Regions from separate parts of the Homo sapiens genome. Here region 2 is linked to region 1. Evidence: chromatin loops called from intact Hi-C (ENCODE). Cell type or tissue: mammary epithelial cell. All regions are shown on one strand. Each heading gives the region's core, and the rest is flanking DNA. Links, peaks and the distances in the headings are about the cores only. Region 1 has its middle 68 kb from the start of ARL4C. Region 2 has its middle 62 kb from the start of LINC01173.

Region 1 (15,566 bases), core at 3,732-11,731:
GAGCTGGAACTAGAAACACGGAAGGCAGGTGTCCAATGTACAGGTGAGGTCAGCCTGCAGGGAAGTGGGGGGGCATGGAGGTCAGGGCAAGAAGCAAGTTCCTACCAACAGGCTCGGCAGGCCCTTTTGGGATTTCATCTCTCGCTCTGCCTCTTCTTATAAGGTCACCAATCCCATCATGAAGGCCCCAACCTCATGGTTAATCTAACCCCAATTACCTCCCAAAGGCCCATCTCCAGATATCATTACATTGGAGGTTAGGGCTTCAACATATGAATTTTGGTTGGACACAAACATTCAATTAATGCATCCCATTATTAATGTTCATTTGTTGGAGAGGGGAGTTATATTATTAAAAATGCTAGAGGAACATGAATATTTGTCAAGATTTCTGATTCTTTTTCTTTTCTTTTCTTTTCTTTTTTTTTTTTGAGACGGAGTTTTGCTCTGTTGCATAGGCTGGAGTACAGTGGCGCGATCTTGTCTCACTGCAACCTCTGCCTCCCTGGTTCAAGTGATTCTCCGGCCTCAGCCTCCCAAGTAGCTGGGATTACAGGCATGTGCCACCATGCCTGACTAGTTGTTGTATTTTTAGTAGAGACAGGGTTTCTCCATGTTGGTCTCGATATCCTGACCTCAGGCGATCCACCCACCTCGGCCTCCCAAAGCTTTTTCTTTTTTATACAACTTTATTGAGGTATCATTGGCAATTAATGGAATGCGCGTGTTTGAAACGCACAGTTTGGTAAGTTTTGACATGTGTACATGGCAGGGGAGCCATTGCCACCTTCAAGGTCATCCCTGCGGGAGGGTCCCCTTTGCCATTTCTCCCCCTTGTCCCCAACCCACCTCAACCTGTCCTCAGGCAACACTCATCTGCTCCTGTCACTATGGAATAGTTTTCTTTTTTCTAGAATATTATATAAATGGGATCATACAGTATGTACTCTTTTTTTTACAGCTTTTTTAGCTCCATGTAAATATTTTAAGATCCATCCCTGCTGCATGTCATCAGTAATTTGTTCCTTTTTACCATTGAGTTGTGTTCCATTGTGTGGCTAACCCTAATCTGTCTCTCCCTTCCCTGATGATTGACATTTGGGTGGTTTCCAGTTTGGGGCTTTTACAAATAAAGCTGTGATGAGCAGTTGTGTATCAGCCTTTGTACAGACATTTGCTTTATTTTCTTTTGGGTAAATACCTAAAAGAGGAATGGCTGGGTCATAAGGTAGGTGTATGTTTAAGGTTTTAAGAAACTGTCAAACTGTTTCCAAATTGTTTGTATCATTTTCACATTCCTCCCAGCAGAGTGTGAGTGTTCTGATTTCTCCACATTCCTGCCAGTGCTTGACATGGCTAGTATTTTGAAGTATAGCCATTCTAGCGGTGATGTAGCGGTATCTGACTGCGGCTTTAATTTGCATTCCCCAGGAGCTGGGTTCCTAACCACTGCTGAATTGTGCCTCTCCAAGCCTTGGCCTCCTCCAGAATCATCATGAGAATTTTATGCCTGCCTCACAGGGGTTCTGAGGCGTGAGTGAAGTATCCATTCATTCTCTGCCCCATCTAATCATTACCTCTCCCAGGTGTTTTGAATTTTACCAATAGCCATGTTGGAGAGGGAATGAGAATCAGGCTTCTCTGGTTTTTATAAAAACCGATATGATAGAGTATCCATTCATTCTCTGCCCCATCTAATCATTACCTCTCCCAGGTATTTTGAATTTTACCAATAGCCATGTTGGAGAGGGAATGAGAATCAGGCTTCTCTGGTTTTTATAAAAATCGATATGATAGGCCGGGCCTGGTGGCTCACGCCTGTAATCCCAGCACTTTGGGAGGCCAAGGCAGGCAAATAACCAGGCCAGGAGGTTGAGACCAGCCTGGCCAACATAGAAAAACCCCATCTCTACTAAAAATACAAAAAATTAGCTGGGCATGGTGGTGGACACCTGTAATCGCAGCTACTCGGGAGACTGAGGCAGGAGACTCGCTTGAACTCGGGAGGTAAAGGTTGCAGTGAGCTGAGATCACGCCACTGCACTCCAGCCCAGGGTGACAGAGTGAGACTCTGTCTCAAAAAACAAAAACAAAAAGAAAATTGATATGCTATATCAATAATTGCCTATAGCAAGAGTCCACAAAAGATGTCAAAAAATGTCGGCAATATTGACACTAAGAAAATTCCCTGGATGCTGGAGCACAAGTCATTGTTTCCTTGTCACCATTTCTGCTACTCAACCCAATGCACAAGTTGAGGAAGAGATGCATTACCTTCCGGTTTCACCTCACTGCAATTCCAGAGAAGTCAGAGCCCTGCCCTTGAGGAGTGCATGAATCAGAGGGAAGGCAAACACCTCCTGCAGACACAGGACACAGCAGGCACCTGGAAGTACCGTGCCTTGAACTGAGAGACTCAGGGAAGGCTTTATGGATCAGGAGCTCCTAGAAGAAAGAGTAGACGTTTTCCCTCATGTGATAGTGTAGAGAATCCTGGGAGAGGGACCGTGTGTGTGAAGGCCAGGGGGCCAGGGTAAGTGGGAGTGTTTCTGAAGCAATCACAAACCATTCAGGGGGCCTGAACCAATTGACCATGCTAAGATTGATTTTTCATCGTAGAGGCTAAGAGGACATTTTTGAGAACTTTGACCATGTTTTAGGAAGATCAGAGTGGCAGCAGTTTGCAGAATGGGAGAAGGGGATGAACAGCAGTGAGTGAACGAGTGACTGCATAGTCTAACCCTTGATCACAAGGGTTAGACCAAGACTGCTGCAGTTGTCCAGGGAAAGAGGTATTCATGGGCCTGAACTAAGTCAGTGATGGTGGAGAGAGAGAAGGGAGCCAGTCGAGTTCTAGGAGAGCTGAAAACATTGGCCGCTGATCACATGAGAAGGCAGAGGGACCCATTTCTGCTGTGGATACTGGACATCCACTGAAGTGTGAAATGCAGAGCTTAGTGAGGAAGAGGAAGCACTGGAGGGATGTCCCTGCGTGCTTCCCAATGTATACACCCCAAACCCAGGCCCTTCATCACTTGTATGGGGAAGCGATGAAGGGCCTGGGTTTGGGGTGTGTACACTGGGAGGCACCTAGGGGCATCCCTTGGACAATGGCATGGTGTCTGCAGCTCAGAACAGCTTGGACTGTTGAGAGTCATAGGACACGGGAGAACAGCAACGCCAGGGGTAACGGTGAGATTGCCCAGGGCGGTGGGCAAGAAGTCCGAGGAAGAGGAGCCTCCAGAGGACTTTAGGGGGCACTGGTGGGAGAGAGAGGAAGGAAAGAGACCTCCAAATTCCAGTCAACATGGGGGAGTCAGAGTTAAACAAACCTGTAAATCGTTAAGTGGATAGAAGCACAGAGAGGAGGGCCGAGACTGGAGCTCTCCCACAACGGGAGCCCGGAAGGGCAGATGCAGGGGCCGTTACTTCAGCTCTGACCGGGTGGGATCCAATGGCCCCAGGGAGGCTGCAGGGCAAGGTTGGACACCCTTCATGAGACCAAGGGCTATGGTTATATTCTCTCACTCGTGAAAGAAACTCAAATTCTCTGCCCCCCTGGGATGGCAGCCAGAATGTAGCTGCGGGTCTGTGATGAAGGAAAAGGCAGACAAACAACAGCGGATCGGGATCTTGGCATTTGGAACTGCTTACCAGTTCCAGGATCGAAGCTGCCATGAACTCTTGGGGTGAGAACCCTGAACTGCTAATAACGCTCTTCCTCTGAGTCTTGGTCTCTTGGAGATCTGACTGAGGATACCTGAAATTATCAAACAGGAAAAGGTGATGCCTGCAGGAGAGAAAATACGGCTCCTATGCCAAACGAGCCCATAAATGAGCGTTATAAAGAATCTCCCAAAATCAGATGCCCCAGAAGAAAGACACGAAGTTAACAAATTGGAGAATACACACCTGGAAAAAAATAGAAAAATAGTGAAAACTGAAAAGGACTTTAATAGTGTGTGTTTAAAATCCTCAGAAAGTTTTAAAAAAAGTGACAGCAACTGTAAATAAGAACAGGGAGTTATGAAACAAAAACATAGCACTCAGGAATCAAGATCAATATGGATCCATTGATCAATGATCAATAAAGATCAATTTCAAAATCTGGAAAAAAAAGGTAGTTTTGAAATCAAAGCCCGCCGCAATGAGGTAAACAATAAGCTGGAAAAAAGTTGATGAGCGACTTTGTAAGACAGAATTGCAGAAATCAATCAAAATGCAGCACAGAGAGATAAAGAGAGAGAGAAATATGAAAGAGAAGTAAAGCGATGTGGAGAAGATACTGAAAAGCTCCGTACATATGAAACAGAATAGAATCAGTAGGGTCATGGCTAATTATTTCCAGAAGGGAAGGAAAATAAGAGCTCCTCAGACTAAAAGAACAAGTCGAGGGCCAAGTAAGATAAACACACAAACAAAATTCCATATTTAGATGTATCAGAGTGAAACTACAGATCAGAGATGATAAATACAATTTCAAACTACCAGAAAGAAAACACATTTTAGCCTAGGGAATGGCTATCTGTTCGAGAGCATCTTCATCAGCAAAAAAGAGGCCAGAAAACAATGGAGCAAAATGTTGAGGGAAAACATCTAACAATGCAATATTCTCTGCTCAACTCAAACGTCTTTTAAGAGTTACGGTGGCCCCTCTCCCCTCTCCCCTCTCCCCTCTCCCCTCTCCCCTCTCCCCTCTCCACGGTCTCCTTCCATGGTCTCCCCCTGATGCCGAGCCGAAGCTGGACTGTACTGCTGCGATCTCGGCTCACTGCAACCTCCCTGCCTGATTCTCCTGCCTCAGCCTGCCGAGTGCCTGCGATTGCAGGCGCGCGCCGCCACGCCTGACTGGTTTTCGTATTTTTTTGGTGGAGACGGGGTTTCGCTGTGTTGGCCGGGCTGGTCTCCAGCTCCTAACCGCGAGTGATGCACCAGCCTCGGCCTCCCGAGGTGCCGGGATTGCAGACGGAGTCTCGTTCACTCAGTGCTCAATGGCGCCCAGGCTGGAGTGCAGTGGCGTGATCTCGGCTCGCTACAACCTCCACCTCCCAGCCGCCTGCCTTGGCCTCCCAAAGAGCCGAGATTGCAGCCTCTGCCGGTCCGCCACCCCGTCTGGGAAGTGAGGAGCGTCTCTGCCTGGCCGCCCATCGTCTGGGATATGAGGAGCCCCTCTGCCTGGCTGCCCAGTCTGGAAAGTGAGGAGCGTCTCTGCCCGGCCGCCATCCCATCTAGGAAGCGAGGAGCGCCTCTTCCCCGCCGCCATCCCATCTAGGAAGTGAGGAGCGTCTCTGCCCGGCCGCCCATCGTCTGAGAGGTGGGGAGCACCTCTGCCCCGCCGCCCTGTCTGGGATGTGAGGAGCGTCTCTGCCCGGCCGCCCCGTCTGAGAAGTGAGGAAACCCTCTGCCTGGCAACCGCCCCGTCTGAGAAGTGAGGAGCCCCTCCGTCCAGCAGCCACCCCGTCTGGGAAGTGAGGAGCGTCTCCGCCCGGCTGCCACCCCGTCCGGCCGGGGGGGAGGTCAGCCCCCCGCCTGGCTAGCCGCCCCGTCCGGGAGGTGAGGGGCTCCTCTGCCCGGCCGCCCCTACTGGGAAGTGAGGAGCACCTCTGCCCGGCCACGACCCCGTCTGGGAGGTGTGCCCAGCGGCTCATTGGGGATGGGCCATGATGACAATGGCGGTTTTGTGGAATAGAAAGGCGGGAAGGGTGGGGAAAAAATTGAGAAATCGGATGGTTGCCGGGTCTGTGTGGATAGAAGTAGACATAAGAGACTCCATTTTGCTCTGTACTAAGAGAAATTATTCTGCCTTGAGATGCTGTTAATCTATAACCTTACCCCCAACCCTATGCTCCCTGAAAACATGTGCTGTGTCCACTCAGGGTTAAATGGATTAAGGGCGGTGCAAGATGTGCTTTGTTAAACAGATGGTTGAAGGCAGCATGCTCGTTAAGAGTCATCACCACTCCCTAATCTTAAGTACCCAGGGACACAAACACTGCGGAAGGCCGCAGGGTCCTCTGCCTAGGAAAACCAGAGACCTTTGTTCACTTGTTTATCTGCTGACCTTCCCTCCACTATTGTCCTATGACCCTGCCAAATCCCCTTCTGCGAGAAACACCCAAGAATGATCAATAAAAAAAAAAATAAATAAATAAATAAAAAAAAAGAGTTACGGTGGCCAAGCGCGGCGGCTCACACCTGTAATCCCAGCACTATGGGAGGCCGAGGCGGGTGGATCAACTGAGGTCAGGAGTTTAAAATCAGCCTGGCCAATATGGCGAAACACCATCTGTACTAAAAATACAAAAAAAAAAATTGGCCAGGCGTGGTGGCCTGTGCCTGTAATCCCAGCTACTGAGGAGGCTGAGGCACAAGAATCGCTTGAACCTGGGAGATGGAGGTCGCGGTGAGCCGAGATCGCACCACTGCTCCAGGCTGGGCCACAGAGCAAGACTCTGTCTCAAGAAAAAAAAAAAAAAAAGAGTTACGGCAATATAGAAATATTTCTAGGCATACAAGTACTATAATTCTGATTATCTGCTCAACATGGCGAAATGAGCAGACCTCAAGCAGTAGTAACATGAGAAACGAGAGGAGAATGTAGATGAGAGTTTAAAAGTTCTTGATTTTGATCTGGGTGGTGGACTTGACATTATTCACATTTATGTATGTTTGTTCCAGGCCACAACAAAAAAGTTTATTTTTTCTTTTTCTTTTTCTCTTTTTTTTGAGATGGAGTCTTGCTCTGTCGCCCTGGCTAGAGTCCAATGGCACGATCTTGGCTCACTGCAACCTCCGCCTCCCGGGTTCAAGCGATCCTCCTGCCTCAGCCTCCTGAGTAGCTGGGATTATAGGCATGAGCCACCACACCTGGCTAATTTTTGTATTTTTAGTAGAGACGGGGTTTCACCATGCTGGTCAGGCTGGTCTCAAACTCCTGACCTCGTGATCTGCCCGCCTCGGCCTCCCAAAGTGCTGGGATTTATTTATTTTTTCAAAAGCTAGGTTCTTTGTCTCATTCAGAAGAATCTGCTTCCATTTAGATTTTGGCTTCAGGAAGACACATGGCATTGGAGGGGGCATTTTCCTAATGGGGCTCTTCTCATCATGTGGATCGCTCGATGGCAAAACAAAGCTGCTCCCTGGGTTGTCTTTGGTTCTTCAAGTGCTCTGAATTGGATGTGTGGTTTTTTTCCTTTTGGCAATGCCAAGATCTAGTCTATAATCACATTCATTTTGCACATGGCAATAAACACTCGATTAAAGTTTCCAGCTCCCAAGATCAGAATCCACTAACTAGCTGAACACAAAGCTGACATAATTACCTTCCTTGGAACACTGGTTTAGAACAGCAAATTACAGTCATTCAATTATCCACAGGAGGGCTCTGCTGATGTTCCAAACGCAGAAAGAGAAGCTTGGGTAGAAGGATAAGGAAATAATTTGGGGGAGAATGTGGACTAAACCTTTACAGTTTAAACAACATTTCAATAAACTATAAGATTCAAGAGAGTGCCACATCTGATTCAAATTAACCTTCAGCTTCCTGCTGCTGTACACATTTATAGAAACACATGAAACACATTGGTACCAAAGAATAAAAGTGTTTTTCTGCAAACTAGTAATCTGAAAGTAAATGGAATGATTTCAGCAGCAACAACCTGGTTTTCTGATTTTTTCATTTCCCCAATTTTATTTAAACAGTCTAGTAACTGAAGAAAGGGCATCTAGGAAGGTAAGAATTGGTAGAGTGATTATTTTTTTCTTTCTCTCTTTCTCTCTCTTGCCCACCTACACATTTGCTCACAAGGCTATTAATAGTAAAAGACTACTATTGCATGTCAATCTCTGACATTTGGATTCAATGTAAAATTGTGGTTTTATGCTTCTCTACCCCAAACTGAACCTTCCCACTCAGTCCAGGGCTAAACAGATGGGGCCTGCAGACCTCTTTTGCTGTATCTGCAGTGAAGGACTATGGCCTTGGCTCATTAACAGGCAGCTCCAAGTGAGAGTACAAGCCAGGGCCTAGACCAGGCAAGAACAACTATCCTCACTCCAATTTTGCCATCGGGAGGCAAGTCCCTCCAGGAGTCTGCCATCCTTGCAATGCTTCTTTGATTGAGCAGAAGTACTGTAAAAAGTGCCACTGCTATGGACCAGTGAAAAAAATAAGAGTATTCTGTGTATATCAACTGTGGACCAACCAGATAGCTTTACCAACATTATGCTTTAGGTGTGACAAAAAGTTGTGGGTTTTTTTTTTTTTCTATGTGCGTGTGTGTGTTTTTTTTTTTTTTTTTTTTTTTTTTTTTTTTTTTTTTTTTTTTTTTTTGAGACAGGGTCTCACTCTGTCACAGGCTGGAGTGCAGTGGTACAGTCTGGGCTCACTGCAGCCTCGACCTCCCAGGCTCAAGTGAGCCTCCTGAATAGCTGGGACTACAGGTACCTGCCACCATGCCTGGCTAATTTTTTGTATTTTTTTTGTAGAGACCGGGTTTCACGATGTTGCCCAAGCTGGTCTTTGAACTCCTGGGCTCAAGCAATCCTCCCACCTCGGACTCCCAAAGTGCTGGGGATTATAGGCATGAACCACTGTGCCCAGCCAAAAAGTTTTATTTTTGTTCAAATTATTTTTCCTAGCCTTAGCTTACTTGACCACTGCTGTGTAACTTCACCACTACCACTATCAACAACAACATGTACCCTCAGCCTTCCACAAACACCCAGCATAGCAACCTAGCTAGTAGTTTTCGTCTTTTAAAAAATGTCCGTCCCGTTTCTGTTCCATTATTCACAGTGAAAGGAGTCAAAACAGGAGAATAGGGAAGTCGGAGGAAATTGACAGTCTATCCCTTTGATCCTTCTTAACCAGGGAACAGAACAATGACCTTGCTGGAGGGAACCGCGTTACCAGGGAACAATGACCTAAATAACTCTGACACTGGGTGAAAATGTGGAGGATTCCAGACATCTGAGGTTGAGATGAGCTGGATGGTTTAGTGCTTAAGCATGGCTAGCACCAGACTGACATCAGTTCAGTAATATTCCTTCCTACACTGAAGGTGAGTGAAAACATCTCCCATGAACCCTTGGTGCAGACTTCACAACATCTTGCTGTGTCTGTTTTCTTTTTAAACACAAAGTTTCTTATTTTTTCAAACTTTTCATTTCAAAATAATTCGATATTCAGAGGAAGTTGCAAAGATTGTATAGAGAGGTACTATGTAACCTTCACCTGTCTCCCCCAGTGTGACACAGTACTATGCAAACACAATATGATTACAGTCCAATTTCCACGATATGAATTGCAGTACAATTTCAACATCAGGCAATTGGTGTTGGTGCAATCCACAGGCCTTATTCACCAGTTCCACAAGCACTTATTTGTGTGTGTGTGTGTGTGTGTGTGTGTGTGGTTTGGGCACATGTGTAGATTCATACCCCCACCCACCACCACAATGAAGATACAGAGTTGTTTCATCAGCACAGAGATTCCTCTTGTGCTGTCAAGTTTCTTAACATGTTGATGTTCACCTAGTTTGGTAATAAGATTGGGTTCTTGCTGAAATAACACATCGAACATAGGGTGTACTGTTCTTATGAAGACCTCACATAAAATCCTTTGCCCTGGGACAAATGTGCTTCTTCCCACCTGGATACAGTTTACCCTAATTCAAGACAAAAATTGTGAAAAGGAAATAATCAATCTTGAGGTTTTTGTCTTCATCCAATCAAGCACCCAGCACTATTAAGACTTCCTCCAAAACACACTGAATTCCATGCAGTCTTTCCATCCCATTGGCATGGTCATTGTTCAGGATGCAAATGTCTTTTCCCTGGATCAATGTGACAGACATCCATCCAAATGGCAGCTCTGCCTCCATTCGTGTTCCCCTGCAGCAATCCAGCCACCACCATACGGCCACAGGGCTCCTTTAAAAGGGCCAATCATGTCACATCAGCCCCTCTCCCAACCAGTCCTGTTTAATAAAACTTAATGCTCCTCCCATGGATCTTGTGAGCAAATTTAAACTCCAGCTGGTGGCTCATGAGACCGCTTGCTATCAGCCCTGCTATCAACCCCCTGCCAATCCTTGCAGTGGCCTTCACCTCTCCTCCCCTGATGTCCAGCAACACTGGATTTCCTGTGCCCTTGGGTTGGGTGTGCTCTCTTCACATCTGGGCCACCCATGTGATGCTGACCACCCCATTCTCTCTCCTATTGCCCCCGGATCGCTGCTCATCCTTCTAATGTCAGCTTCGACACCACTTCCTCCAAAAACCCTTCTTCAGCTTCCCAAGTGTGTGCTACATGCCTCTCTGTGTGCATCCTGGGGCGAGGGTTCCACGGGACCCTCAGCACAGTGTGTGATCTTGGCCACCAAATATCGGGGTCCACCTGCAGCCTTTAAGCTCCAGCCACACAAAGACGCTTCTCACTTGTTTACCTTTGCATTCTGATGAAAATGACACCCAGACATAAGATGCCCTTATTGGGACAGGGAAAAGTGAGGACAATGTGGGAAAGTTCAAGAATGAGGCCTGAGAAACCCATATAAGGAGGAGAATGAGGGATTCAGCCTCTTGACAGGGAATGTCCTCATTCTTACGGTATCATCCCACCATTACCCACTGATTTCAGAGGGAGGATGTGCTTCCGATGGAGACGCTCTGTAGCAGCTCCTTCGTCGAGTGATGGAATGCAGCCACCCAGCATACATGCCTCTGGGTGGGGCCCTGTGAAGACAGCAGTGTCACCAATGGAGTGTTGCCAGCCAGGGTATTTGAATCTGATCAAGAGAAAACAATCAGACAAATCTAGAGGAAGGCCGTCTTCATGACAGCTGGTCTGGACCCTCTAAATAGGTCAACAGTATGAAAAGCAAAAGATGAGGTGGCTATTCTTGATTTTCTAAAATAGAGATGAATAGCAGCCAAATACAATGCTTGATTTAAAAAAACACTGTAAAATATTTTTGGGACAATGGGGACTTGAACATGGAGTGGCTTTCAGATGATTTCATGGGATTCTTGTTAGTCTCCTTACGTGGGATCATTGTACTGGGGTCATGTGGATGGCGCTTATTCACTGGAGACTGGTGCATACTTAGGGATAAAGATCACAATGTCTGCAACTTACTTTCAAATGATTCATCAATAAATATATTTTGTCTCTGTGCACACATATGTGTGTATGCACACAAATGTCAAATGCATATGTGGCAAAATGTTAACAATTGGTGAATCTAAGATGCAATGTTCATTTTATTATTCTTCTTATTATTATTTTGAACAGAGTCTCACTCTGTCACCCCGGCTGGAGTGCAGTGGTGCGATCTCAGCTCACTGCAACCTCCGCCTCCCGGGTTCAAGCGATTCTCCTGCTTCAGCCTCCTGAGTAGCTAGGACTACAGGCACGGGCCACCACGCCTGGCTAATTTTTTGTATTTTTAGTAGAGGTGAGGTTTCACCATGTTAGCCAGGCTGGTCTCGATCTCCTGACCTCATGATCCGCCTACCTCAGCCCATTATATTATTTTTAAACTTCTCTGTAGGTCTGAACATATTCAAAGGAAAAAGTTGGAACAAGAAAGAGTGACTCAGGATGGAAACCTTGCCACCAAGGTGGGGTTACGTGGGGTCTGTGCCTTGAGTAGTAATGCATAACCCAGAAATCAGCCCTAAGCAGAGACACTGAGGACAATGGCGCGTGTTGGGCACTGCACAACCCTAAAGGAGCCATTTACATAGACAATCGTGTCAATGATGCTTCCCCCCATACCCTGTTCAACTGTCCACAGTCATCTGTGCCTAGAGGCAGTATATGCTGAACTAGACCGAAGCCTAGAGTGGCCAGATTCTGCATGCAGGAGTGGGGATTGGAGTAAACTAAATCAGTGTTTTCCAAGGTGTAGATCATGAGGGATTACTAAGTATTCTCTGAGACTGGAGGCGTTGTGAGGGCAGGCTGTGTATGGCTTTCTTCTGTTTCACCAGTGCAGAGCCCAGTATTTAGCACAAAATAGGGAGTCAATAATTTTTGTTTTTGCAATAACAAGTTAACTGCTACCAAATACATTTAAGAAATAGTGCATGAAACAGGATTGCTAGAATAAGATTTCTCAGAGACTTTGATACAGTAAATCCATGGGTGAATCTCCAAAAGGAGAACACAGGAGGCAATGTTCCTGAAACTAGCTCAACATGGAAACCTTCAACCACAAAGTGGCTCACAGGCATATTGCTATGTCCTGGATGCAACGTGTAAAATGTATTTCTTGTGGGTCATGGTCGAGAAAGTTTTAAATTTCCATTTTTAGAAAAAAGTCCATGAGTGTTTGTTGCTGAGATTTCTTGAGCTTCCTTCTTCTGCTCTTTCCATGGCTAACTATTTAGCTAGCTGTCAAGCCTCCTGCTGCTGTCTTCCCTTTCTTGCTTCAGTAAATCTGAGTCTGCTGCCACCCAAGAGCTGTGAAGTTTCTGCTGCTCCTCTTCAGTGGTTCCACGGTTCCATTTGCTGCACTATTGAGAAACTTTCTCAGTTTCTGGTCACAGGAACTAACTTAAATCAGCTGAGACACAAAAAGACAATTTATCGGTTTATGTGATCAAAAAGTCTGGTCATGGCCTAAAAATAAATCATAACATTTCTGTTTCTCTCTCCATTTCTCTGCCAGTGTCTTCATGTGGCTTCCGGAGGCCCCAGACTCATGTCCTATTAGTTTAGAGGTCTGACCCTGAGAGGCAGAAAGAAAGCACTTATCTCTACAGATCTGCTGGGAAGGTCTTGGGGAAGAATGTCACTAGTCAAGCATGAGTGGGATGCCTGTCCCTAAGCCAATCACTCCAGCCAGAGCAATGGGGTGCTCTGATTGTCAGGCCTGGGGTTTGTCCCACCATTGTAACAGGATGGGATGACAGCCAGCCCACCCAAACCACAGGAAATGGGTTCCCCACGGGAAGACACTTTCCTCTACCAAAAGAAAGGAGAAGCGATGTCGGGCAGACAAAACCAATGGATATCTAGTGTTAGCGCTAGTGATGGGCCAAATACTATTAAAACCCAGACAGTGCCCTTTAATGAGCAATTCAGAAGCTTACGAAAAAGGAGAGGGTGATGGGATTTGCCCAGGACCGCTTGGGTGGAAAGCTCATTGTTCCAGAGAAAATTCCATGCAGTTGATGATGAAGTCCCTCATTTACCAGAGATAAAATCTCGAGCCACTGGCGAATAGTTCAAATAACCATTCTGCCAAGCAACTGCCTACACATACACGTTGACTGAATGCAAACTTTTACACCATTTCCCTCTGAAACCAAGAGGAGTCATTCCAATAGGCTAGATTGATGTTCTTTTCCTCAAAGGGCTCACAATCTAAGGAAAGAGACAGCAAATCAAACAAGTACAGAGCATTTTAATAAGGGCTTTGAGAGGAGAAGATAAGGGGGTCTAGAAAGGAAGAAGGTCCTTACCAACAGAGAACCCAGAAAAAACCACAGGAACCTCATAGAAGCAGGTGAGTCCCATGGCTAGAGTGAGGGTGCCTGCTCTAGGCTACCCTGGACAGGTAGTGTTCTGCCTCCCATGGACGGTACTCTCTGTAAGACGTCCAGACATGACAAAGAGCATTCAGAGGAAGACATTCTGAAGAATGGATAAATCAAGTCTGTGCTATATGGGAAACTGTTGCAGAATGATAGTCTTGAAAATTTATTTGAAGGGCTGCCATAGGGGAAAGGGATTTGACTTGTGTTAGAGTTTCCAGGAGCGCTGCAGTGAGCCTGTCCCTGGAACAACACAGGGAGTCATGCTTTGCTTCTAGAGAAGGAAGCACTTTCCAATAAAAGGCCATCCTGGAAAGGCATGAGATCTTTAGGGAGAAAATGATTTGACTATAACTGAAGGTGTTTAAGAACAGACTGAATGGCCACTTGGCAGAGATGTATATTCAAGCACTGGGTTAGGGGTAGGCTGATGAGATGCAGCTTTAAGAGCCTTGAGATAGTAAAATTTTCACCAACACTCAGAAACCTGTTGCTGTAAGCACGTATGCATGATCTTTAATATGTTGTCCATTTAGAGCCTTCATAGCAAGTACTGCAGGAATGTTTGCCTTACAAATAAAAGCTATGCAAAGGCCTCTATGCTTTATGCTTTCCTAGAACTCCTCCCCCATCAGCAATGTATGCAAAGCCGCCACCAATATAATCTGCTGGGTTCGTAGCTATGTTGACGGCTTCTAATTCTGCAGAGAGGCAGCATAACACAGGGTGTATGTAAATGACATGGAATGCAACATGTGTAAGGAGCCCAGGCTAGAGCTTTGCACCTTCCTTGTCATGACACATCAGTGAACTATTTTTCATTCACTGGGGCCTCTTCTTGTTCCTCTTCTCTGTCTGTGTAATTGTTGGATGGGGGAGTGGTGTGTACAGAGTGGTATAAAGGAAAGTGAATTCTCCCATGAAAAAAGCAACTTTGTCCCTCTCATCCGTGCCTTTAGGAAAGTCGCTTCACCTCTTCCTTTCCTTCTTCAAAGTGAGGATCAAGGAGATGAGTTTGAAAGAGCTTTGAATTTCTCAGTATGAATATTTTCCAGTTATCTTGTGTTTAATTTTGCACTCTGTCAACCTCCCCTATACATACCCAAAGTTATCTCAAATGTAAACCTGAGTTTTAGTCTGCATGCCCTAAAGAGGAACTGATTTGAGGAAGTTGAGTAGGGGTAGAGAGAAAGGTGGAGCTGAAGACGAGGGTTGGAGGAAGTGGAAACACAGCTTGGCAGGCTCCACAAATGACAGGAACTTATTATAACAATGGGAATATAGTTTATACTCAGTGATATACTCCCATCAAAGACACATGCCCCACGTGGCTGCTGGGGATGGTTGCATGGTTGCCAGGGGTGCCCGCTCTCCTCCGCTATGAGCTGAGGGGGTGCTGGCAGGCCTAGTGCCTCCTCACAGCAGGATGCTGGAGTCTCCCAAGCCCCAGCTTATATACCCCCATTTCCCGCACCAACCATGAGGGGATGCACTGAGGGTGGATGAACGACTGACCTGGGAAAGATCCTCTCCCAGAAAGCGGTGCCAGTTGGGCCTTCTAAACTTTCTGGCCATTCCCTGGGTGGGGGCACAGAAATGATGTCTGTTCAGAGTCTGTCTAGGGTCACATGCACAGCTTCCTCCCAGACCCCAAGCTTGTTCTGAGATAAAGAATCTGGATGGGTTAGGAACCCAGAGGTTCCCAAACTCCATATACGGTCCCTTTCCCACTGAGAACCAAAATTATTTCCCCTGCATGGCAAGAGACGCTCCTTAAACCACATGCCAATAATATTCCACACTCTCATAAACATTCTACTTTGCCCTCACCACTCTGAAATGCTAGGAGGCTCTGCTAGCAGGTGCTTTCTCTGACTCTGATAGGAATAAACTTAGCTCCATCTTATCAGCAACGTGTTTTCGTAATATTTTCAGAGCCAGCATTCAATACCTCTCTCTCTTCTGGAGGTCTGGCAAGTTCAAACTTTATCCTCTCCTCTACAAATCTTCTGTGCTAAGGT
Region 2 (15,566 bases), core at 4,274-12,273, 180 kb after region 1:
ATTAAGAACCTATATATATATTTTCTTTTATTCTCTTCCGTGGACTAGAGTCCAGCTTCCCTTCAGCCCATGATGGTTTCTGGAGCCAAAGAGAAGGTGGTAGGAGTGGAGGGGAGAGATAACAAAAGCAAACAGCAAGCTGAGTGAAACCGTCCAGAACCCAGAACCATGTCCCTGAGTGTGGATGAGAGTCTGGGGGAATGGGACAGTCTGCCCTTGGGATTTCCCTGAACTCTGAAAAGGAGTTCTCCTGGCCTAAACCAGAAGTGACATGATCTCAGGTGTGGGGGTGGGCCTTGTGCATGCACACACATGCACACACACATGCACACACAGGTATACACACAGATACAGTCTTTGTCCTCAGTGAGGTGCCCTATGGTGCTAATCTGAGGTTACTTGACCTGTCCTATCACTAGCAGGTGCATTGGAACCCCACACAGCCTGGGAGCAATCATCACTTCCTGAGAACACTCCCACAGCCTATTACCAAGTTCTGGGGCTCTGTTGCCAACTCCTAGGTCAAATTTCCTCTCATTCTGTGCTCATCCACCTGGTAGACAATAGCTGCCCAGCTCCCAGGCACCCTGTACTCTTCTCTTGGCCAATCTGAGCACCACCTATGTTCACAAGCCCACCAAGAGAACCAAGAGAACACAAAACACAGTCACTGGTTAGAGTTGGAGAGAGGGGAAATATCAGTCACAAAAACGTACAAGATTTTCCCAAGTGGCCATAAAAAATTTCCAATGGAATCTAAAGTACTAATAATGAAGAGAAAAATCTCACAATATAGTGTTTTTTGTTTTTAAAGCAGGTTATAAAACAGTATTGACTATAGTCCCACTTCTGTTTATCCACTATTATTCTATGTTTCCTAACTCTACACACACCTAAACTTTCTTCCTTTATTCTCTTCCAGCCGTGCTGGTCTCTGGAGCCAAAAGGAGGGTGGTAGGAGTGGACGGGAGAGATAAGGAAAGGCAAAAGGCAGGCTGAGCAAAACTACCCAGATCCCAGAACGGTGTCCCTGAGTGTGGACAAAGGTCTCAAGGAACATATTCTCTGCATTTCTACTCAAACTTTAAACTAAACAGGTCTTACATTCAGGTGGGGACCTCCCTCCAGAAGTTACTCCTACATCAGAAAAGATGACCCCCTTCTTCCTGATGCTCAGAGCCATCAATACTCCTTTGTCTCTCACCTAGCACCCAATTCATCTGGAAATCCTATTGGCACCACCTTAAATATGTAAACAGAACCTGATCAAGAGCCCCCATGGTCACCCACCTAATTAGGGGGGTGGTGTTGCAGGGCTCCTGCTGTCTCATACAGTGGCCAGAGTTAAGCTTTTCAAACACAAATGGTGTTTGTCCCATCTATCCCCCACCTTCTATCACCTCCCTGAGAATGGCATCCTGCTCTCCTCTGACTGTATCTCTCTGCCCTTGCTATGTAGAATGTGCATCCACCCCAGGGCCTCTCTGCTTGCTCTTTTCTTGGCCAAGAAACACCTCTCCCAACATGCCCTCTGGCTACAGGTCCTCACTTTTCTGGGGCCCCTGCAAGAGAGGGCTTTCTTAAGGCTGGAGGTGAAACAGCATGCCCCAACATCACTAGCCCCTTCCCTTGCCCTGCACAGCCCTAGACCACGCATCCTCTTAGATATTCATTTGTTTGCTTTTGGTCACCCCCACCCCTCTGAAGAATGGGTACTCTATAAGAGCAGGGATTTTCATCTGTTTTGCACAATGTTGCATCCTCAGTGGACAGAACAGTGGCTGGCACATTAAAGAGCATTTTCTGAATATTCGTTGAATGAATGAACAGGGAACATACTAATTAAATATACACCTATAGGAAGCAGGATGTGGGCACTATTTTGAGGGGTAGGGGGCCAAGACCACTTGGCTTCTTTGGTCTGTTTTTCTGTTTCTATTTCTAAAAGCCTCCCATGGCTGCTGGGAAGTGGGAAGGGAACAGAGATTTCTCTAGGAAGGAATGGTGTCTGATTCTGCTCCATCCCTAACTCCTTTCCCCTTAGCCAGGTAACTGCCATTCCCCTTCCTTGAAGACCTTACATGGGAGAGCCTCTGAACTGAACACAGCTGGGAACAATGGCGGAAACTGCCCTAAAAGCTACAGAAGAAAGCAACATGAGAACCCCTTCACATTTCACCCATTTGATACTCACTCAGTGTGCAGGGCCCCACCATGGAAAGGAGGAGTACCCTCTGGGGTATGTCCCAGACCAAGGGAAGAGACTTGTAGAGGTGGGTATTTGGTGGAATCTCCTGCAGAGTGGCTGAGTCCTGCCTGCCAGTGAGCCCCCTCTGAGCACACAATACTACCAATCAATGTCTTGGTGACTTCTTAAAATAGAACGGCAAACCAAGAAAAGCCTTGAGCCTGAAAGACTAAAACTAACTGTAAACCAAAAATAAAATTCTAAGCCCCCCAATTGACTGAATGGACCCCCTCAGCCAAGGGGATTCCAAAGAAACCTGAAAAAAAAGTTCAGACCATGACAAGGAGTAGGGTTAGACGTACCTCATTATACCCTCCTCCCTTTGCAGTTCAGGCACAGCTGACAAGCATTAACTTTGAAACAGAGATCTTAAGACTAACAAAGCAGATTATTTGTAGCAATAAGATACACAATTCCAACCTGGCTCCAGCATAGGATCACATGACAGATAGCAGGTCCTGAAAAAATTCAAAGTATTTTACCATAAAATATGCTTATTTGGCATATTTTGGAAAGTGGTCTCTTGTGGGGGAAATTTGCATTCTGTAGAGAATCTCCTTCCCTTGTTTTTTTCTAGAGAGTCTGGTACCTTTTAAAGTTCTGAATAGGAAACATTTGCCTTCTGAGTAGGAAAACATTTGCCATCTATTGCCTCAAAGAGTGGTCACCTATGAGACTTCATCTACATAGTAAGAATCTTGATTTCCACAACCCCTTATCTTTACTCAGACACCACTTTCTATTGATTCCAGGTCTTTAGCTAATAGCTTAAGAAGTGATATCTTTTATTAAATAGGGAATTCTTTCCCCATTGCTTGTTTTTGTCAGGTTTGTCAAAGATCAGAGGTTGTAGATGTGTGATGTTATTTCTGAGGCCTCTGTTCTGTTCTATTGGTCTATATATCTCTTTTGGTACCAGTACTATGCTGTTTTGGTTACTGTAACCTTGTAGTATAATTTGAAGTTAGGTAGCATCATGCCTCCAGCTTTGTTCTTTTTGCTTAGGATTGTCTTGACCATATGGGCTCTTTTTTGGTTCCATCTGAAATTTAAAGTAGTTTTTCCTATTCTGTGAAGAAAGTCAATGGTAGCTTGATGGAAATAGCATTTTCATGATATTGAATCTTCCTATCATGAGCATGAAATGTTTTTCCATTTGCTTGTGTCCTCTAGTTCAACCATTGTGGAAGACAGTGTGGCAATTCCTCAAGGATCTAAAACTAGATATACCATTTGACCCAGCAATCCCATTACTGGGTATATACCCAAAGGATTATAAATCATTAAACTATAAAGATATATGCACATGTATATTTATTGCAGCACTATTCACAATAGCAAAGACTTGGAACCAACCCAAATGCCCATCAAGGATAGACTGGATAAAGAAAATGTGGCACATATACACCATGGAATGCTATGCAGCCATAAAAAAGAATGAGTTCATGTCCTTTGCGGGGACATGGATGAAGCTGGAAACCATCATTCTTAGCAAACTAACACAGGAACAGAAATCCAAACACCGCATGTTCTCACTCATAAGTGGGAGTTGAACAATGAGAACATATTGGCCAGGGAGGGGAACATCACACACTGGGGTCTGTCAGGGAGTGGCGGCAAGGGGAGGGATAGCATCAGGAGAAATACCTAATGTAGATGACAGGTTGATGGGTGCAGCAAACCACCATGGCACATGTATACCTATGTAACAAACCTGCACGTTCTGCACATGTATCACAGAACTTGAGTATAATAAAAATACATAAAAAAATAAAAATTAAAAAAAAAGATTTGATATCTCATCTCTCCCTAAAACACATAAAACCAAGCTGTAACCCAACCACCTTGGGCACATGTTCTCAGGACCTCTGAAAGCTGTGTCATGGGCCATGGCCCTCATATTTAGCTGAGAATAAATCTCTTCAAATATTTTATAGAATTTCATAGTTTTCATCGACATAACCCAAAAGAAAAGAAGACTTGGAAGAAATATAAATAATAGAAAGAATAGAATGGAATACATGAACACATGTTATACATCAGAGAAACAAAGAATATACTGTATCTATAATATTAGAATGATACTAAAAAAACAAAACAAAAGAAATGGGAATATTCAGAGAATAAAGAAGAGCTCTTTGAAACATTAAGAAAATGGTAGCAGAATTTTTTAAAAATAATAACAGACCTATAATCCCAGCACTTTGGAAGGCTGAGGCAGATGGATCACCTGAGGTCAGGAGTTCTAGACCAGCCTGACCAACATGGTGAAACCCCATCTCTACTAAAAACACAAAAATTAGCTGGGTGTGGTGGCAGATGCCTGTAATCCCAGCTACTTGGAAGGCTGAGGCAGGAGAATCACTTAAACCCTGGAGGTGGAGGTTGCAGTGAGCAGAGACCACACCACTGCACTCCAGCCTGGGTGACAGAGTGAGACTCTGTCTCAATATAATAATAACGACAACAACAACAACAGAAGAACTAATATAAAATTGGTAGAATCTTCTGAAAAGTAGATAGCAACAAAGATAAGGAAAATAGGAGATAATGAATAAGAAAACTAGAGGCTCAGCCTAAGGTCTGATAGGAGTTCAACACTTGGGGAAAAGGCAGAGAAAATGGAGGAGAGGAGATTACAAAAACAAAAAACAACAACAAAAAAAACCTGATGTAAAAGTTTTCCAAAGACAAACAGATCTGAGCTTTCAGACTGAAGAGCATGGCAATTGCTCAGCACAAATGCATGAAAACAGACCCACACCAAAGCCCACTGCTGAGAAATTGAGAACCCAGGAATGAAGAGAAGATTCTAAAACTTCCCAGAGAGAAAATACAGGCCACAAACAGGAAGTTAGGAACTGGAGCAGCATTCAATTTCAAAACACCAACTCTAGAACTGAAAGGAAAGTGGAGTAAAGCCTTCAAATGTCTAAGGGGATTCATTTCTAACCTAGAATTCTATTCCAAGCCAAACAAATTTGAGGATAGATTAAAGACATTTTCAGGCATACAAGTTCTCCTTTTTAAAGAAAAAAATATTCCCAGGGCTCTTTATTAGGAAACTAGTATGGAATGTCTGCCTCCAAGACAAAAGAGCAAGCCACAAAAGATGAGAAGGGCTCTAGAAAGCAGGAGTCCAATGTAGGAGAAGGGAGAATTTATTCCCAGGATGACGGTGAAGGAAGATCCCAACTTAACAACTGGGCAGCAGTTAGACAAGAAAAATAAGCAGTGCAGAATAAAGCTAGAGGACAGAAGCTGAAAGAACCTGCCAAGAAAAACAAGGACCTGGGGGATGATCAGTAAGGGATGTAAGGGGTTCTGGCCAAATTTGAGGATTAGATAGTGACAAGTACAAAGACAACAGAAAAAGGTAGGTAGTTGTGAACTCCAGGAAAAACAAAAAGTTGCATAAGAAAGGACATGATATCACAGGAAGACAGTGTTTTTCAGTTATGACTCATGTAAATATTGCCAAAATATATCCAAGAATATATAAATGTAGAATGCCAATCTGACTCAATTATAACATTACACTTTAAGAGGCTGTGGTGCAGGGAGGCAGGAGGAGACTGGTGCTGAGAAAGCTGGGGGATGTTTTGGATATTTCGTGGAGGGTGGCCTTCAGATAATGCCAACAATTCTAAATCAACACATAGTAGCACATCTTTGTTATTGAGAAAAGATGAAATATCAGAAAAAAATAAACAACTGAAATTGATTTACCTTTTGAGAGTGGAAATGGGGATGAGGAAGTGAGAAACAAGGGATTATTGTTTTCATCATAAGCCTCCTAGGACCAAGGACCACTAGATCCTTTAAACTATAGACACGTATTACTTTGATAAACATTTAAAATAACAACAGAAAGTCACAATGGAAATCACCATGCATATGCCAAAAATTGTTGAATCTTCAATTATATAAAGAACAAAGCACAAAATTAAAATCAACAAGAAGAAAATTATGTCCTAGAGAATTTCCTACCCAAGTCTAGCTTACTTTCTCCTCAGTGAATAGCTTTGTCATTGTTTTGCTAATTTAATGTAAATCCTGAGACATCATCATACAAAGTTGAACATGTATGTCACATAGTGCTGTGTCTTAGGACCTGTCATAGTGTCTGGCATCTCATAGCTCCTCAAGGAATATTTGTGGACTTGAAGTAAAGTGACAGGAGCCTCCTTGTGTCCGAGATTCCTCAGATTTTTCTCAGAGATTCCTTTAAGAACCATCTCCATGAAAATCATTTCTGAACTTTCTATAAAACTTCACAAAACATTAGTCATTAATTTGCTTAATGTTCCCTTCAGAAGGATCCACAAGATAAATTCCTCTCTGAATTTAACACCCCAAAAAAGTCAGCCTTCTGAAGAAATGGTGTCTAGCAATGAGAATTATATAACTTGTCCTTAGCTTTAGCTCCTAGGGCTGAAAGTTTTGTGTCTACTTCAGGTAGGTTAATAACTGGAAGGACCTTCAAGCTGATGAACACTCTTTGAGTTTTTGTTAATGCTTATTCAGGAGATGAAAAGTGATTTATTCTCTTCCTTTTCTAATGTCAATTTTAAGTGGATATTTATTCTCTAGGACATGAGTTGCATTTTTTTTACTTTTTTATAGACCTGTTTGTTCGAACAGGTCTGTGAGAAAGTAAATTGTAGGAAAGTGTTCACTTATTTTTCTATATGCATAATCAAGTATCGGAATGCTCAAGAATTTGTATCACAGCTAAGATACTGCCACTGTAGGAACTTGGGTCTGAAGTCTCTCTTCCTATGTTTGACCAGCTGGGTAGAACGTGCATTTACTGGTCTTGGTGGTGGATGCAGAACCAGCACAGGGAGCTCAGCCCCTCAGGAACTCCTAGGACATCTTCTTGGTGTGGCTTCTGCCCTCAGGGCAGACTTAGGATGGTGGGTTGGCAAGACATTCTCTAGTTTATTTTTTATAGAAACTCCTGTTCTCAGTAGACTGACTCTTGTCCAGCCAGTTGATGATTGCATTGTACTTGTCTTGAAGTTTCTCCTCTTCCACAGTGGCCTTCTGATTGAGAGCACAGGAGTTCAGTGAATGGTTGAAACCCAGCTTGCCTCTGTGCTTCTCCTCTTCTGCCTGTGCCTCTCATCTTCTTGCTCCATGAACTCAGTATCTTCCTTTCTCAAAGACATCCTTTGTCTTCAACAATCACAAACTTCTTCTCTTTGCCTGTGCTCTGCTCTGCTGACACACGGGGCTTCCCATAGGCCTCAGAGTCATAGTTTAGATCAACTTGAAGAATGCTGTGGACCCTCAGGCAGGTTGTCATTGGTCATTGATTGCTGTCTCATTTTCATAAATCTGAGTAAGTGTATGATGCTGGTTGTCTGAGAAGCAATAAAGTCTGCACTGCTTAGTGGCCCAGCAGATCAGAACAGAAATAATTCCAACAGAGACTTCTATTCCAAAGATCCTTGAGAAAAAAAAAAAAAATCCTAAACATTGCTAGATCTGTGCCAGATTAAATTGTGGTCCAGACAGCTTTATCTAAGTGACAGTCTCATCCTATCATTGAGAAGTCCCACGTAGGTTTCTTATTCTTTGACATATGACAGAGTGCCCCACTAGGGTGATGTTATAAATCTGTGACCTCCTGGGCATGGTGGATCATGCCTGTAATCCCAGCACTTTGGGAGGCCGAGGCAGGTGGGTCACCTGAAGTCAGGAGTTCGAGACCAGCCTGACCAATATGGTGAAACCCCGTCTCTACTAAAAATACAAAAATTAGTTGGAAGTCTTGGCATACACCTGTAGTCCCAGCTACTCAGGAGGCTGAGACAGGAGAAATGCTTGAACCTGGGAGGCAGAGGTTGCAGTGAGACAAGATCATGCCACTGCACTCCAGCCTGGGCGACAGAGCAAGACTCCATCTCAAAAAAATAAAATAAAATGCAATATACAAATAAATAAATAAATCTGTGACTTGATGAGTTTGCTGTTTTGAAGGGCTCAGGTACCAGGGGCCAGTGGACAAGAGACCATTCAGTTCTTCAAGCTGAGGATGGATATGGAGAATCAGTTGCTTTATGGGGCAGGAGGGCTCAATCATATTCATGGTTAGATGCTTGCAGTAAGTGTGGAGGTAACAGAAATCCCTTTTGGTTTTTTCACACTTGAGTTTGGCAATGACATCATTGACCATTCAGTTGTCAAAGTCTTCTTTAACTCAAGTGGATTTGCTCAGATGAAGATTTGACATAAAAGATACCATCTTCAGAAGGGAGAATAGATACATCAAAATGCCACTTCCACCTTCGAAGATCAATATAACTCTTTTAACATCAACCTTCTTGTCTAAGCCATGAACAGATGCAGTGAACATTGTCTCATTGATGATTCTGAGCACAGTGAGACTGTTCATGCTTCCAATTAAGAGATGAAATAAGCAGACCCATGATGACAAAACAGTAACAATCCTCCCAGAGGTAGCTTCTGCAATCTTCTCCATGTTTTTCAGAAACGTAAAAGACACCTTCTTGGGATGGAAGCTTTCATTCCCTCACGTGTACTGTACCTGGGATTACTGCCACACGCCACCACCACCACCATCATGTAAGCCCCACCCAAATATCCAAACAGATCCTTAGTGATGAAATGGTCTTGGTAAGCTTCAACCACAGTTTGTTTCATTGCACTATCACTGATCATCCAATCAATTGTTTCGTGCTGGTGAGGACCACAAAGCTTGGGATGGTCCTGTTTTCCTGATCATTGCCTGGATTTCCATGTCCCCCTGCTGGAAGATACCCACATAGCAATATATGGTGCCAGGACCAACAACCTCAGATCCATGTGATATCATTGCTAGTCCTCACCCAGGAGAGCACCAGGCTCCAGGAGGATGGGTCTGGTTGTTCAGCAAGTGGTGTAAAAAAAACAGGAGCTCTGTGTGCTGAGTAGAATAAACAAAAACTGATTTTTGACAAATAAAACATTTATATCTCTTTATATTCTAAACTAGATATTTATTTCACACTAGACATAACATTACATTTTAACTCTTCAAAATTATTTTGCATCTGACAGTTTTCCCGTCACTCATAACTGAAGTGCATTAGTCACACTTATTAAGAGTAGAGATGATTTTACGTAGCTAAAGGGTCTTCTTCCTAATAGCCTCAGAAATGCTTTTCTTTTTACCTTTCATGTTGGCCACACACAAAAAAAATCCCAATTTTCTTATAGCTCTTGTTCTCATTTCTATTTTCTTTTATAATTTTTAAAATTATGTCTCGTCTTTTAAGAGTTAGGTGAGTGCAAAAGTAATTGTGGTTTTTTGAATTGTTGGAATTTGCCATTTGATATTGGAATACATCTTTTAAAAATGTGGTTATGTTATACATTGTTTTAATAGGCATTTCTTGCTTTATGTCTTTTTGCTAATGACTTATTACTTGCTGTTTATTTTTGTGTTTATTTTAGACTATGGAAATGCTGTTAGACAAAAAGCAAATTCTAGCGATTTTCTTATTCGAGTTCAAAATGGGTCATAAAGCAGTGGAGACAACTCACAACATCAACAACACATTTGGCCCAGGAACTGCTAAAGAACGAACAGTGCAGTGGTGCTTCAAGGAGTTATGCAAAGGAGACAAGAGCCTTGAAGATCAGGAGCATAGTGACTGGCCATCAGAAGTTGACAATGACCAATTGAGAGAAATTATCGAAGCTGATCCTCTTACAACTACACCAGAAGTTGCCAAAGAATTCAACATCGACCTGTCTGTAGTCCTTCGGCATTTGAAGCAAATTGGAAAGTTTAAAAAGCTCAATAAGTGGATGCCTCGCGAGCTGAGCGAAAAAAAACAAACAAACATCGTTTTGAAGTGTCATCTTCTCTTATTCTATGCAACAACAACGAACCATTTCTTGATCAGATTGTGACATGCGACGAAAAGTAGATTTTATAGGACAACCAGTGATGACCAGCTCAGTGGTTAGACCAAGAAGAAGCTCCAAAGAACTTCCCAAAACCAAACTTGCACCAAAAAATGGTCATGGTCACTGGTGGTCTGCTGCTGATCTGATCCACTATAGCTTTCTGAATTCTGGCAAAATCATGACATCTGAGAAGTATGCTCAGCAAATTGATGGATGCACCAAAAACTGCAACACTTACAGCTGGCATTGGTCAACAGAAATGGCCAATTCTTCACAACAATGCCCTACCGCACACCACACAACAAAGGCTTCAAAAGTTGAACGAATTGTGCTACGAAGTTTTGCTTCATCTGCCATATTCACCTGATCTCTCACCAACCAACTACTACTTCTTCAAGCATCTCAACAACAGGTCTCATCTTTTAAGAGGAATCTTAAATGTTTTAAGTTTAAAAAAATAACATAAATGACTCATTCCTATGAAACAGGATGACACCATTTGTTTTTTGGCTCCAGGATTTCCAGAGACTACATCAGCCCCCTTCCAACAAATTTCTGTTTGTTGGAATCTAGTTAAAGGCAAGCCTGTTATTGTGCAAAGTTCTCAGCAGAGACAGATCTAGGCCAAAGAGAAACTATTTCTCCATGTTTTGTTTTGTTTTCTTCAGGAAGGTGACATCTGCTTCTGCAGGAATAGCATCTTATCTACACTCTTTTCTTCACCTGTGTGAAGAGTTGCATAGGGAAACCTGAATTAATTAACTGTGCCATATTTCCAATTTATTCCAGGGATGTTTATGACTTCTTTATGAATTGGTACCTGCTTCTTGCTCTGGCTCTTTTTTCTAGAACAGAGCCTGGTATATATTAAATCCTTAGTAATTGTTGCTATATGGTTGCAATTTTTTTTTTTTTTTTTTTTTTTTTTGCCATTCTGCTTTGCTCTCTTTTGCCTATACTCTTGAATTTTCTCACTTTCTTCCTCGCTCCCTCCTGTGATTGCTCCTTTGCACACTGTGTTTCCTGAGATAACTTACATGTAATTGTGGCCAGCAAAACTGGAGTCAAGGGACACCCATAGTTTACGAATGGTGGCAGAAAATGTGGTATTTAAACAAGGGTTGGGATAGAGTCACCTAACGGATTCATTAGTCAGTGTATTAGTCCATTTTCATACTGCTATGAAGAAATACTCAAGACTGGGTAATTTATAGAGAAAAAGAGATTTAATGGACTCATAGTTCCACATGGCTGGGGAGGCCTCACAATCATGGCAGAAAGTGAAGGGGGAGCACAGGCATGTCTTACATGGCAGCAGGCAAGACAGCATGTGCAGGGGAACTGCCCTGTATAAAACCATCAGATCTCATGACACTTACTCACTATCACAAGAACCACGAGAACAGCATAGGAAAAACCCCCACGGGGTCCCTCGCATGACACATGGGGATTATGGGGGCTACAATTCAAGATGAGATTTGGGTGAGGACACAGCCAAACCATATCAGTTAGGAAGCTGTCCCTTAAATGGAGGACAAAGTGATTTCCCAAGAACTGCTTCTTCTCATCAGAGGATCTTAAGCAACAGAGAGAGTTTAACTCCTGACTTCACCCACAATAGTAGGAGGCTGGGTCCTTGGCTCATCAACAATCCAGTCATGAGGAGGGAGCAAAGGACAGGCATGTGTGTGTCAGCCAGAAGATGGATATAACCAGAGGTTTTCCCCCTGACATCAAGAGATACAGAGAGGTGAAGGTCCAGACTGTGGTGGAATTATGTCCAGTGACACAGAATTTTGTGCTAGGCACTGAGAACAGAGAGCTAAATGGAATTGACACAGTCCTTGACATCACAGTGCTTACCATCTTGGCAAAAAATAAAGAAAGATATATAGACATTTATTTCTGATGTATGACTGAATGATCCGGGGACTCCCCATTCCCCTGCTGAAACAAACAAGCAAATCCTGAATAAAATATCATTGAAAATGCACTAATAGCCTGGGAAAAAAAATAATGTCCTCCAAGAATTCATGTCTTCCCAATACCTTGTGAAGGGAAGTAAGGTATATAACTAACAAACTAGCAGAGGTGGGAAATGAAATAGGAAAACTACTCAATAATAAATCCAAAGAAAGGGAGAAAGGAGGGGGAAACATAGAAAAGGGAGGATAATAGAAAGTACAAATAAATATGGTAGAAATAAATCCAAATATATTAATAACTACAATTTTTGAAGGGAATGTGATACTACAGGTTTAAAAATATCAAATTACATTTTTAGATCAGACTAGATTTTTTTTAAATCCACCTACCTCTACTTACAAGAGGCACACCAAATTATATGTCAACAAAGATATTGAAAGTAAAAGGTTGAAAAAAATATACCAGGACAATGTTAAACAAAAATTAAACTATGGTATGTAATTAATAACAGATAAATCAACCTTAGAAAAGTATTACTAGAGATAAGAGTATCTTAGTCCATTTGTGCTGCTATAACAAAAATACCTGAGACTGGGTAATTTATCAAGAACAGAAATGTATTTCCTGCAGTCCTGGAGAACAGGAAGTCCAAGATCAAGACTTCTGTCTGGGCGCGGTGGGTCATGCCTGTAATCCCAGCACTTTGGAAGGCTGAGGCAGGCAGTCACGAGGTCAGGAGTTCGAGACCAGGCTGGCCGGCATGGTGAAACTCTGTCTCTACTAAAAATACAAAAATTAGCCGGGCATGGTAGTATGTGCCTGTAGTCCCAGCTACTGAGGAGGCTGAGGCAGGAGAATCGCTTGAACCCAGGAGGTGGAGGTAGTGGTGAGCCAAGATCACGCCACTGCACTCCAGCCTAGCGACAGAGTGAGACTCCATCTAAAAAAAAAAAAAAAAAAAAAAAAAATCCATACTTCCACAGGCTCAGCATCCCCTGAGGGCTGCTCTCTACTTCCAAGGTGACGCCCTGTCGCTGCATCCTCCAATGTGGACAAACACCACATCCTCTCTTTGCATGACAAAAGAGATAGAAGGGGAAAGAGAGCTGAACAACGCATGAAGCCTTTTTTATAAAGGTCACTCACATGACTTAATCACCTTTAAAGGCCCCACCTATTACCATCACATTGCTGATTAAGTTTCAGCACATGAATTTGGCAGAGGTGTGCCATATAATGCTAAAAGTACAGTTCATCCAGTAGATGTACCCATTAACAAAGCTTAAAAATATAGACAACAAAAATTTGACAGAACTACAAATAGAAACAAAAATAGCCTGTAATCCCTGCACTTTTGGGGCTGAAGCAGGAGAATGGCTTCAGGCCAGGAGTTCAAGACCAGCCTGGGTAACACAGTGAGAACCAATTTCTGTTTAAAAAAAAAATACCAAAATTGGCCAGGTGTGGTGGCATGCACCTGTAGTCCCTGCTACTTGGGAGGCAAAGATGGAAGAATCACCTGAGCCCAGGAGTTCGAGGCTGCAGTGAACTCTGATCACGCCACCGCACTCTAGCCTGGGCAACAATGAGATCCTATTTCTCAAAAAAAAGAAAAGAAACAAAAATATCCACTTTTATAGTGGGAGATTTTAACATACTTCCCTCAATAATTAATTGACCAAACAGATGGTTAACGTTAGGTCTAGGGCATAGAAAATACAAGCCTGAAATATTTTATTGTGCCAAGAAATACGGATGTTCTCACAGAATGATGGGAGTATGTCAAAAGAACACAGGAGCCAGTTTGAAGAAGCTTCCACTGGTCAAGTCTGGGATAATTTGAACATCAAAATTTTAAAAATAGGCCAGGTACAGTGGCTCACGCCTGTAATCCCAACACTTTGAGAGGCCAAGACAGGCAGATCACTTGAGCCCAGGATTTTGAGACCAGCCTGGGCAACACGGTGAAACCCTATCTCTACAAAATATACAAAAAATTAGCCAAGCATGGTGGCGCACACCTGCAGTCTCAGCTACTCAGGAGGCTGAGAGATGGGAGGATCACTTGGGAGGTCAAGGCTGCAGTGAGCTGTGATCGTGCCACTGCACTCCAGTCTGGGTGACAGAGTGAGACCCTGTCTCAAAAAAAAAAACAAAAACAAACAAAAAATTGTTAGTGATAGTAATGGAGTATAAGTCTCTGAGAAAAATAGTAATCAATTATCTGAATTAATTACTAAATGCTAACTAATTACTAATTGCTAATTAATTACTAATTTACTGAGCACTGACTATGTACCAGGAGAGTGCCTGGCACCTAGTAAGTGCTCAGTAAATTATAACTGCTTTTATTCTCATTTTGTTATTTGGATATATTATTACTTCTCCCAAATCTTTGGGGCATGCAAAGATTTTTAAGGTGCTAAGGTTTTTAATCAGTCTGTTATACTGTTTTATAAACTGTTACTAAGATAAAATTTTAAAAAAACAGTGTTGAGTAAAATTAATTGAATCAGTAATGATTAATTACTAATTAATTAGTAAAAGTTAGGGAGAAGCTCTTCCTCACAGTAGAATGCCAACTATTAAAGCTAAAAGAAATTATGGGATTAGAAAAATCACAGTTTAGCAACCAACACAGTCTTACTAATTCAAGCAAAAACTATCAGCAGATGAAAATTCTGGAGGGGCAAGTCTGATAAGGAATTAGAATATTTGTATAGTCTCAAAGTGTCTCCCCACATGCTACTTACTCCTTATTAACAAATAAGTTCCTCACACTTAATCAGTTTATTGAACAGCAGAGAAGCCTGACCAACATCATCTTGACTGGGTGATAAAAGAACTTAGTATGCCTAGTAATGGCACACACTGCCAACATCCACATTCCTCCTGATAGAAAACACTGAGACAGACACAGTCTCAGTTCTGTGAGATTCCTGCCAAAAATGCACCACCTGAATTAAATTATGAGAAAACATCAGACAAGCACACGTTGGGAGATGTACAAAGTAACAGGCCTGGATGCTTCAAGAATGTCAAGATTAGAAAAAGACAAGGAATTGGATGGAGACTGAAGAGGCATACCTACCAGGTGCAAAGCTTGATCCTGACTTGCATCCTGGCCTACGGAGGGCACTGTAGGGACAATTAGATGGGGTCTGGAGGATTTGATGGTGTAATGTATCAGTGTTAATTTCCTGATTTTCAGAGCTGAGCCCCACATGCAGAAAATTCCTTGCATGAAGAAAACTGAAGTGTTAAGGGGTAATGAGCCATCATGCCTGCAGCTTATTCTCAGTGCAGCCACTACCAATTGATTGGAGCTAACCCATCAGGAAAAACGCTCTCTGCCATTTTAGAACTATGTGACCTTGCAGTTTTCCTTCCTACCTGCATTTAATTATTATCATGACCAGATTTCCCAGTATCAACAAACACATTCATAGGAGAGATGGGGATAAAATTT

What was found. Hi-C counts contacts between places; a loop is a spot of excess contacts. Peaks named below come from ENCODE experiments on the same cell type or tissue, not always from the same donor. Only the 100,000 strongest peaks of a DNase experiment are listed, where the experiment ranks them.
Region 2: a loop joins it to region 1, with 2.9 times the contacts of the local background. A loop is called at or near these places in 2 of 110 quality-filtered maps.

Annotation. Positions count from the first base shown.
Region 1 is chr2:234,557,481-234,573,046 of GRCh38, forward strand. No RefSeq gene overlaps it. Among named protein-coding and RNA genes, the nearest start is that of ARL4C, 68 kb to the left of the region's middle. RefSeq lists an enhancer at 5,253-5,996. In mammary epithelial cell, for the core only: a CTCF peak has its summit at 7,380 (motif pointing right); no DNase peak of the experiment used is centred there.
Region 2 is chr2:234,736,515-234,752,080 of GRCh38, forward strand. It overlaps the pseudogene HSPA8P10. Among named protein-coding and RNA genes, the nearest start is that of LINC01173, 62 kb to the left of the region's middle. In mammary epithelial cell, for the core only: a CTCF peak has its summit at 9,031; no DNase peak of the experiment used is centred there.